2 separate regions of the Homo sapiens genome follow, and region 1 is linked to region 2. Evidence: read pairs that join two places in POLR2A ChIA-PET (ENCODE). Cell type or tissue: OCI-LY7. All regions are shown on one strand.

What was found. ChIA-PET counts read pairs that join two places held together with the same protein. Peaks named below come from ENCODE experiments on the same cell type or tissue, not always from the same donor. Only the 100,000 strongest peaks of a DNase experiment are listed, where the experiment ranks them.
Region 1: POLR2A ChIA-PET joins it to region 2 with 6 read pairs; 6 of 35 experiments call an interaction of 5 or more read pairs at or near these places.

Annotation. Positions count from the first base shown.
Region 1 is chr7:36,248,578-36,252,577 of GRCh38, reverse strand. The region is part of intron 3 of EEPD1 (endonuclease/exonuclease/phosphatase family domain containing 1); the gene reads right to left. Among named protein-coding and RNA genes, the nearest start is that of EEPD1, 97 kb to the right of the region's middle. In OCI-LY7, a CTCF peak has its summit at 964 (motif pointing right); no DNase peak of the experiment used is centred here.
Region 2 is chr7:36,190,339-36,194,338 of GRCh38, reverse strand. All of the region lies in intron 2 of EEPD1 (endonuclease/exonuclease/phosphatase family domain containing 1), which reads right to left. Among named protein-coding and RNA genes, the nearest start is that of EEPD1, 39 kb to the right of the region's middle. In OCI-LY7, CTCF peaks have their summits at 1,629 and 1,843; DNase peaks (open chromatin) are centred at 2,128, 2,778 and 3,718; H3K4me3 peaks cover 2,879 bases; H3K27ac peaks cover 3,321 bases.

The DNA.
Region 1 (4,000 bases), 58 kb before region 2:
AAGCTACTCTTGTCATTCAGAACTGGAAACTCCAGATGCTTTCCCAGAAAAAAGAGGGCATCTCAAGGAGATAGAAAGCTCACAGGAAAAGTTTTTAGCATGGCCACACTATGCTTAAACCATGGGCTAGACAAGTTCACAAAACCAGCCTATCATTTACAAGCCACCATGACAGGCCAGCAAAACTCTCTCTAGTTGATGCTAACAGAAGTCATAGCAAAACATGGAGGGGGGCGGGGCATGATTCTTCACCGCCAGAATAAACCTGGCTCTCCTGTCCACATTTAGACCCAAACAACTGCAAAAGGCAACTGCGCCCCCAAAACCTTCAGGTCTGACTGAAATGACCTTTCTGCCCTTGGTGTAGGCCCTGCCTTGGCCTCTGCCTGAGTCTGTAATCCGCATGGATATTATAAGACTTCTGTTCTTTTTTTCTATAAATCCAGAATCAATAAGAAGACTAAGAAGTAACGAAACTTTCAGAGTATGAAGAAAAATTAATTAAACAACCATCGTGAGTAAAAGATGGCAGTGGATGCAGGTTCCCCAAGCAGCTCAGCTGACCTAGATAAGCTAAGCTCCGAGCAGGATTGATTTCCTTTTCTCACTCCTGAATTCATATCACTGCGTCTAAGTGGCTGCAAAATTAAAATATATATTTCAACATAAAATCAATGTTTTCATTATAAAAATCAAATAACTGTACAGAAATTACCAAAAAATCATTGCATATATGTAATTTTAAATTCTACATAAAATTATTTCATAATACTTTTTAATACTAGAAAGCAAAAAACTTTTGAAAACTAAAATGCTTTGGGTTAGGTTAGAAGTTGGGGAAGGTGAGCTATGATTTGTTAGATGAACTGGGACAGGGGCCAGGTTCCTAAGAGTTAAGGAGAGTCGAGGAGGGATGAAGGTTGGCTGTGTAGGATGAGAATTTACCTTTAAGAAAACTACCAGTAGGGGGCCAGGCACAGTGGCTCATGCCTGTAATCCCAGCACTCTGGGAGGCCAAGGCGGGTGGATCACCTGAGGTTGGGAGTTCAAGACCAGCCTGACCAACATGGAGAAACTCCGTCTCTACTAAAAATACAAAATTAGGCAGGCAAGATGGTGCATGCCTGTAATCCCAGCTACTCGGGAGGCTGAGGCAGGAGAATTGCTTGAACCCGGGAGGCGGAGGTTGTGGTGAGCCGAGATTGTGCCATTGCACTCCAGACTTGGGAACAAAAGCAAGACTCCATCTCAGAAAGAAAGAAAGAAAGAAAGAAAGAAACCTACCAGTAGAGGAAAGAAGAGAAATAGGACAGTGGCAAAAATGACGGGAAGGCAAATGCCAGCACAATTGGAGGTTTAGGAAGACCTACATTTGTCTGAAGTTATAGAGGAAGGAAATGGCTCTAGAAAGAAGAGGATTAAGAATGGGAGCATAGATGTCTATAAACCAGATAATTCCTTTAGAATAACCCATATGGGGTCAAACCATAAGCCAAAGAAACAGAATGGATGGGATGTTGTTTCTGTGCCAGTGGGACATGATATTGTCTAAAATCTGACTGGACTCTAACCACATAAATGGCCCCCCTGTTGACTGGGCACTAAACCCCACTGGTAAGGGTTGATTCATTTCCTCACTAGGCTCATCTCATTTGGTAGATGAGAGAAGCTATTTCAACATTTTGGGGGTAAAGAAATGAATCCTACCTCCACTAGTGTCAAGAAGTATGAACCTGAGGGCTCCATGGAGAAGCTTCAACAGTGCTGGGACCTCCTGAATGTGGAAACTCAATGAGTACCTCTATATGTGGAGAGGTACATATACGCATCTTTCTGGGATGAGGGCATGAAGCTTTCATCTGATATTTAAAGGGGTCAATAGCCAAGCACCACTGATCTAGAACGAGAGCTGGCAAACTCTAACTCTATAAAAGGCCAAATAAGATACATTTTGGACTTTATGGGCTATACTGTCTCTGTCACAACAACTTAACCTGTCGTTATAGTGTAAAAGCAGCCACAGACAATAAGTTGAATGGGTACATTTGTGTTCCAATAAAACTTTATAAAAACAAGCTATGGGCCAGATTTCACCTGCAGACTGGCCATAGGTTGTTCTGATCTAGAAGGGCCTCCTGTGCAGGATTCTGGGCCACTCAGGGCAGCTCCATCTCCATGCACCATCCACCCTTCTAGCCTTGTGCACCTCCATCCCTCTAGTCCCTTCCTCCTGCTCCTCCAGTCACAGCTGCCAAGTGGATCTTAAAAAGTTCAGTCCAGGAATATTAAATTGATTTTAAAAACTGAAAATGGAAAAAAAGTTATGTAATTAGTATTTTTAATTTTTTTTTCTTTTGAGGCAGGGTCTTGCTCTGTCACCCAGACTGGAGTGCAGTGGTGCAATCATGGCTCACTGCAGCCTTGGCCTCCCAGGCTCAAGTGATCCTCCCACCTCAGCCTCCTGAGTAGCGGGGACTACAAATGTATGCTACCATGCTCAGCTAACTTTTAAAAACTTTTTTGTAGAGACAGGGTTTCACTATGTTGCCCAGGCTGGTCTCCAACTCCTGGGCTCAAGTGATCCTCCTGCCTCAGCCTCCCAAAGTGTTGGGATTACAGGTGTGAGCCACTGTGCCTGGCCTTAAATATTTTTTTGATATCATAAGAACATTAGGTGAGGACCTCCCTCTTGACAACCTGTTTTTTTTAAAGCACTTATTGCTACTGTATTTAAATAAACATTTGTGTCACTGCTAAGGTTTTTCTCTTAAGTTACAATGCGAGCTACAGGAGATACGAAAGGGAAAGGTCTTGTCCACAGCTGTAGGCATGTTCCAGCCTTGAATAAGCCCTGACAAAAGGAGGTACTCAATACACACTGGTTCAAAGAATAAATACATGTTTTACAGAGTTGTAACCGCAGTAGGTACAGCGGCTTATTCTCCCTCATAGCAAATATTATACCACAATTCTATGAGGCTAAAAGATCTTATCATTTTTGATGGATATATACTAGGCCCTTGGGTAGACCTACCACGGATTTTTTTAACCTCTCCCTTCCTACATAGCACTGAACTGCCTCCCACTTATTCATAGTTATAAAGCATGCCATAGCGTGTTTATTATTTCTCCATTTTTATCGATCATTTCCTTAAGATACAGTCCCAGGAACCGGATCACAGGTCAAAGGATGGGGACATCACAAACACTAATGAAATGCTCTGCCCAAGAACTTGGAAAAGGCCAGCACCATGTCACCTGCCCTCCCCAGCAGTGGCCGGGGGCACTGATTTCAACACAACTTCACCATTACACATCATGCTTTAAAACTTCACTAATGCAATAAATTTAAAATGAACCCTCATGGTTTAATTTGCTTATCTTTGATAGCTGAGGGAACGAAAGACAGTTTAAAAGTCCTGTTTGGGGACTCTGTTTTTTTGCTCACTTAGAAGAAAAGCTTTTCATAAAAAGAAAAAGGTAGTGAGAGCCCCTGAATATACCTGATATCTTGTGATGATTTTCAAAGAATAAGGAGAAAATGTGTGTGTGTGTGTGTGTGTGTGTGTGTGTGTGTGTGTGTTTAATGAACCACAGAGCCTAGCCCATAATTAACTAAAATGCCCACTTTCCGGCAGCGAGGTCCTGGGTGGACCCTGAGCACTGAGTTTGTGAAGTGGAGCTAGTGGCAGCTGTGGTGGCTGCAGTGAGCCTGAGTTAGACTCCATACAGCGGAGTCTGGGCTCCACAATGGTACCCACCCCCAATCTGCTCACCAGCTCTTTCAAGGAGAAGTTGCCATCTTCCTGCTGATAGAAACTTAGCCAGGAAAGTGATTACAATGAGTTTACTCATGATTAGCCACTGATCTTGCTCAACCCAATGCAAATTTATACAAATATATGAATATTGATCACTCAAGGTGGTATTCAAATTCAGCTCTGACTACATGAAGGGCTAAGTGTGGCGGGGGTGGGGGAAAATAAATAAGGGATCTGAA
Region 2 (4,000 bases):
CTGGAATTCAATCATTCACTCATTCATCCATTCATTCAAGGATTTCTTCCTCCAACATGTACTTATGGTGCCTGGACCTGGATCTGAAGCTAAAGCTGTTCCCACGGAAGCCCTCAGGGCCTGGGGGATGTGCCAAATGAGAGGACATTCACTGCAAGCAGCATACTACCAAATTCAGTACTGCAGACACCCACATCCTCTTCACCACATGGAACTGGAATTCTGCAGGTCCCTCTCAGATGGACTAGGTCTTCTTTTGGCCTCACAATAGAAGTAGCCATAGTTCTTCTGTGATGAAAAGAACGCAAAATATGGAGTTCAAAGACCACACAAAATAAACCCAGAACCGGCAAGTCCTGGGACTGGTGGGGACCTGCAGGGCTCTGAGGATGCAAATGGGGATAAGAGGCTCCTGAACTCTCAAGATGCTCACATTATGTCCACAGCCTAATTTTACTGTCATCTCTCCCACAGAATGGTGTCAGGGTCCCCCAGGCCCTCCCAGAGGGAGGTGGCAGCCATAAAGAGAGGGCACCAGGATGGGTGTGGCCGCTCTGCCGCTGGCCACCTGCTGACCACGGGACCTGACGGCCTGGGTTTCTGAATTCCTCTTGGAAACATAGCCCTAGGAACATTTTCTTGATCAAGACTGCCCCTCACTGAAGGCCAAACAATACTCGCAGTGTCCACAGGCAGGGCCATCTGAAGGCCGTGGTCCCTGGAGCTTTTCTAGACACAGGACTCTCCTAGGACAGGGGACCCAGCACCTCTGGGCAGCACTCCATCAAAACACAGAAGATACACCCAGAGCCCAGCCCTGGGTGCTTCCCATGGCCTCCCTCTGCCTCTGCCTTCAGGGGACCGCACTCCCCGGGGGACCTCCCAAGGCTGGCATGAAGTGGCTGTTCTCTCCTCATCTAGCTGCATCTCTCCTTTGTCCTCCTGTGTGGCATTCCCTCTGCTCTCTGGCCATACCTCATCCCGCCTTCATTCCTCCCCTCTCCAGGCTCCAGGCTTCTGCACACTCTCCCTCTCGGGAACTCTGCTCTCTGGGCCTCTTCTCCATCTAACTTCTGCTGGTTGGCACTTCCACCTTGGCATTCCTCATCAGTTCTTCTGGGACCCTTCCCTGCCATCCCACTCACCCCAAGATGTGGTGAGCATGCCTGCTGCCAATGTCCACGGAATCCTGTGCCCCCATCATGACGCACTGCTCTGTGCCCGGCTTGCCTCCCCCACTGGGCTGGGGGTTCTTCAGTGCAGACTAGCACCCAGCAGCTTCCAGCTGAGACCATCAGAAGACAGCAGTGAAGAGTCCAGCCCTGAGCTGCCCCTCGCTGCGCATCCCCACTCCAGTGACCAAGCCCCACCCAGGAAACCGACAGAGAAGGGATGCCCTGCACAGCCTTCCACCTGGTCCGGAGATCTGGCCACCACTCATCCTCATGGAGAACATGCAGCCCAACCAGGCTACTGGAGCCAAGGACAGAAGACAGAATGCTTCCCACTCGGATGCTCTGTGTTTCTTGATCCAGAAGGTCTCTAACCGCATTCACGAAAACAACATTTAGTTCTAGTCATGGTCCAAGGAGTACCATTTTTGTTACTTCTTAGATGTTAATCTCATTTTTAAAAAAAATGTAAGGGGAGCTGGGTTATATAATAGGCTATTTCATAACCCAGGTGTGTTGAGTAAGACACAGGCCTTCGCCGGGTAAATTTCTGCGACTTGAGTTACAGGTTGGCTCACTTTGTAACAATACTGCACACTTCTCTGACTGCTGTACTTTTCAATATGTATGTAATTGTTAATTTTTTTTTTTTAAAGAAAGAGAAAGAAGAAATACATGCACACAAAAATAGACAGTGTCACTGTCCTGGAAATTGGACACAAAGAAAGGTGTCTTCCCCAGAGAAGCAGGCAGACAGAACTCCCTGCCCCATCTGGGCATGCTAGTGTTCCCTCTGCTGTTGCTCAGAAACGCATCTGGTGGAGTTTTTCTCCTCAATTCACGTGATACAAGGAGTTTGCTGCATCTGTTCTTCTGCTTTCTTCCCTTTTAAAAATAATTTGTGGTTTGTGTGTTTTTACACAATACAGATTAGCTGGCTGTGGATGCGTCACTGCTCACACGCCATCACTTACGGTGTTTAAAAATAAAAATTGCATCTGCAATGCAAAGCTCATGTGCTCCTCTTTTAGAAAAGGGTGAAGGGCTTGGGTGCCCAGTGCCTTCTTTTAAATTCGACTCAGGCCTCTGTGTGCCTGTGCAGAGCACACAGATGAGACATTTTAACCTATGGGGTTTCGACAACGCGGAAAGAGTCTCGTAAAGACTCTTGTAAAGGCTTAGACTCTTCTAAAGAAGAGCCCCTAATCTTTACCTCCTGAAACTGCCCCTTCAAACTTAAGGGCATGTAGCAGGGGTCTCACAACAGTTTAGGATCCCAGACTCCCACACCAGAAAAGACTGCAGTTCCTGGTCCATGATAGCTCCCTGAGACTAACAGAAATGAGCAATTTCCTAAAATGAAACATGTCCGATCAGACAGCAAGTGCTGCCCGCTGGAATGGTCAGGGCATAAGTCTGCGTTTGTTTTTAGTCCAAAGTGCTGAAGATTTGCACCTCCTGGGATGGCTCAAACTATAACACACCAGGCAGCTGAACACGTCACTGAATCATTCCCAGTCTGAGCCTTCTTCTCTCTTCTTCTGTGTGGGGTGAAATCTCACTGCGGAAAACCAGTTCTAGTTAGCTCCAGCCAGTCCCACCTTTGGTTTCAGCTGTCACAGGGGCCAGATGCGGCAGCCAGGATGATAGCTGCTTCCAAGCTGCCAGGATGACAGCAGCATCACTGGTGGTTCCAGAGTCTACCACAGCATCTCTGCCCCTCTCCTGCACTCTCTTGTTCTATCTGAGCCTCGTCCTCTCCCCTCCCTCTTCCCACCTCTCCAGTGTGCATACACTCTCCTCCATGCTTATCTGTCCAGCTGCTCTGCAAAGGCTTCAGCCTAATTTTCAGTTCTCAACAGAAGCCACTCTGACCTAGGAATGACCAGGCTAACCTATCTACTTGTCCTATTTACTCCCTCTTGTCATTTTAAGCACATGCTCAATTTCAGGACCAGGACCCAAGTCATCCAAGATAACAATGCTTGGCACAAACCAGGACTTCTCAGGAGAATGCTTCCCTGACAGAAATGGGGCACACTTCATGACCTGATACCAGTGTGGTCACTTCTAAGCACCATTTGATTTTATGCCACCTGGCCCAAATGAGCAAATAAAAGTTCCTAAGAGTGGACATAGAAATCATTGTAAGTCTAGAGACCTCTTAAGCCTTTTCTGGGGAAGAGGTCAGTGACCGATAGTGACTTAAGGGAAGGTGGCCTGCAAGAGACCAAAATGAGGAAGGCCGGGCATTCCGGGGGTGCTGGCTGCAAGTCATGCCTGAGCCTGTCCTGAGACACATCCCAGGAAGGATAACGACCCTTACCCCAGGGTGGGCTTCTCCTTTCTAACAGTAACCTGGGATAACCAAGCTACATGCTTTATCCCCAACCTCCCCCACTTTGAAAGAGTCATTTGTTTTATAGCTGTACCTGGATTAGTATTATTTTTGTGTGCCAGGCTTCCACTAGGTATCAGAGACTCAGAGGCCTAAAATAAACCCATTGGAACAAAGGAAGCTGCCAGATGTTTCCCCCTCTGCAAGTCTGCCAAGGTGGCCCCAAGTGCTGGTTATCACTCCCACAGATTCACCTGCATGGTGGCCCATGTCTAAAAATGGACTTGCAGCTTTGAAAAGTCAGGCAAGGACTGTTTCTTGGTCAGGATTATGTTGATTTTTGTCTGATTATGTCACAGGAATGAGAGTGGGGGATAAGACGCAGGAGTCAAATCAAGAGTCAGCCCAAACTGGAATCCATAGTTAGTATCTCACCATGTGTTATATTTGTTTGTTTGAGACAGGGTCTCGCTCTGTTGCCCAGGCTGGA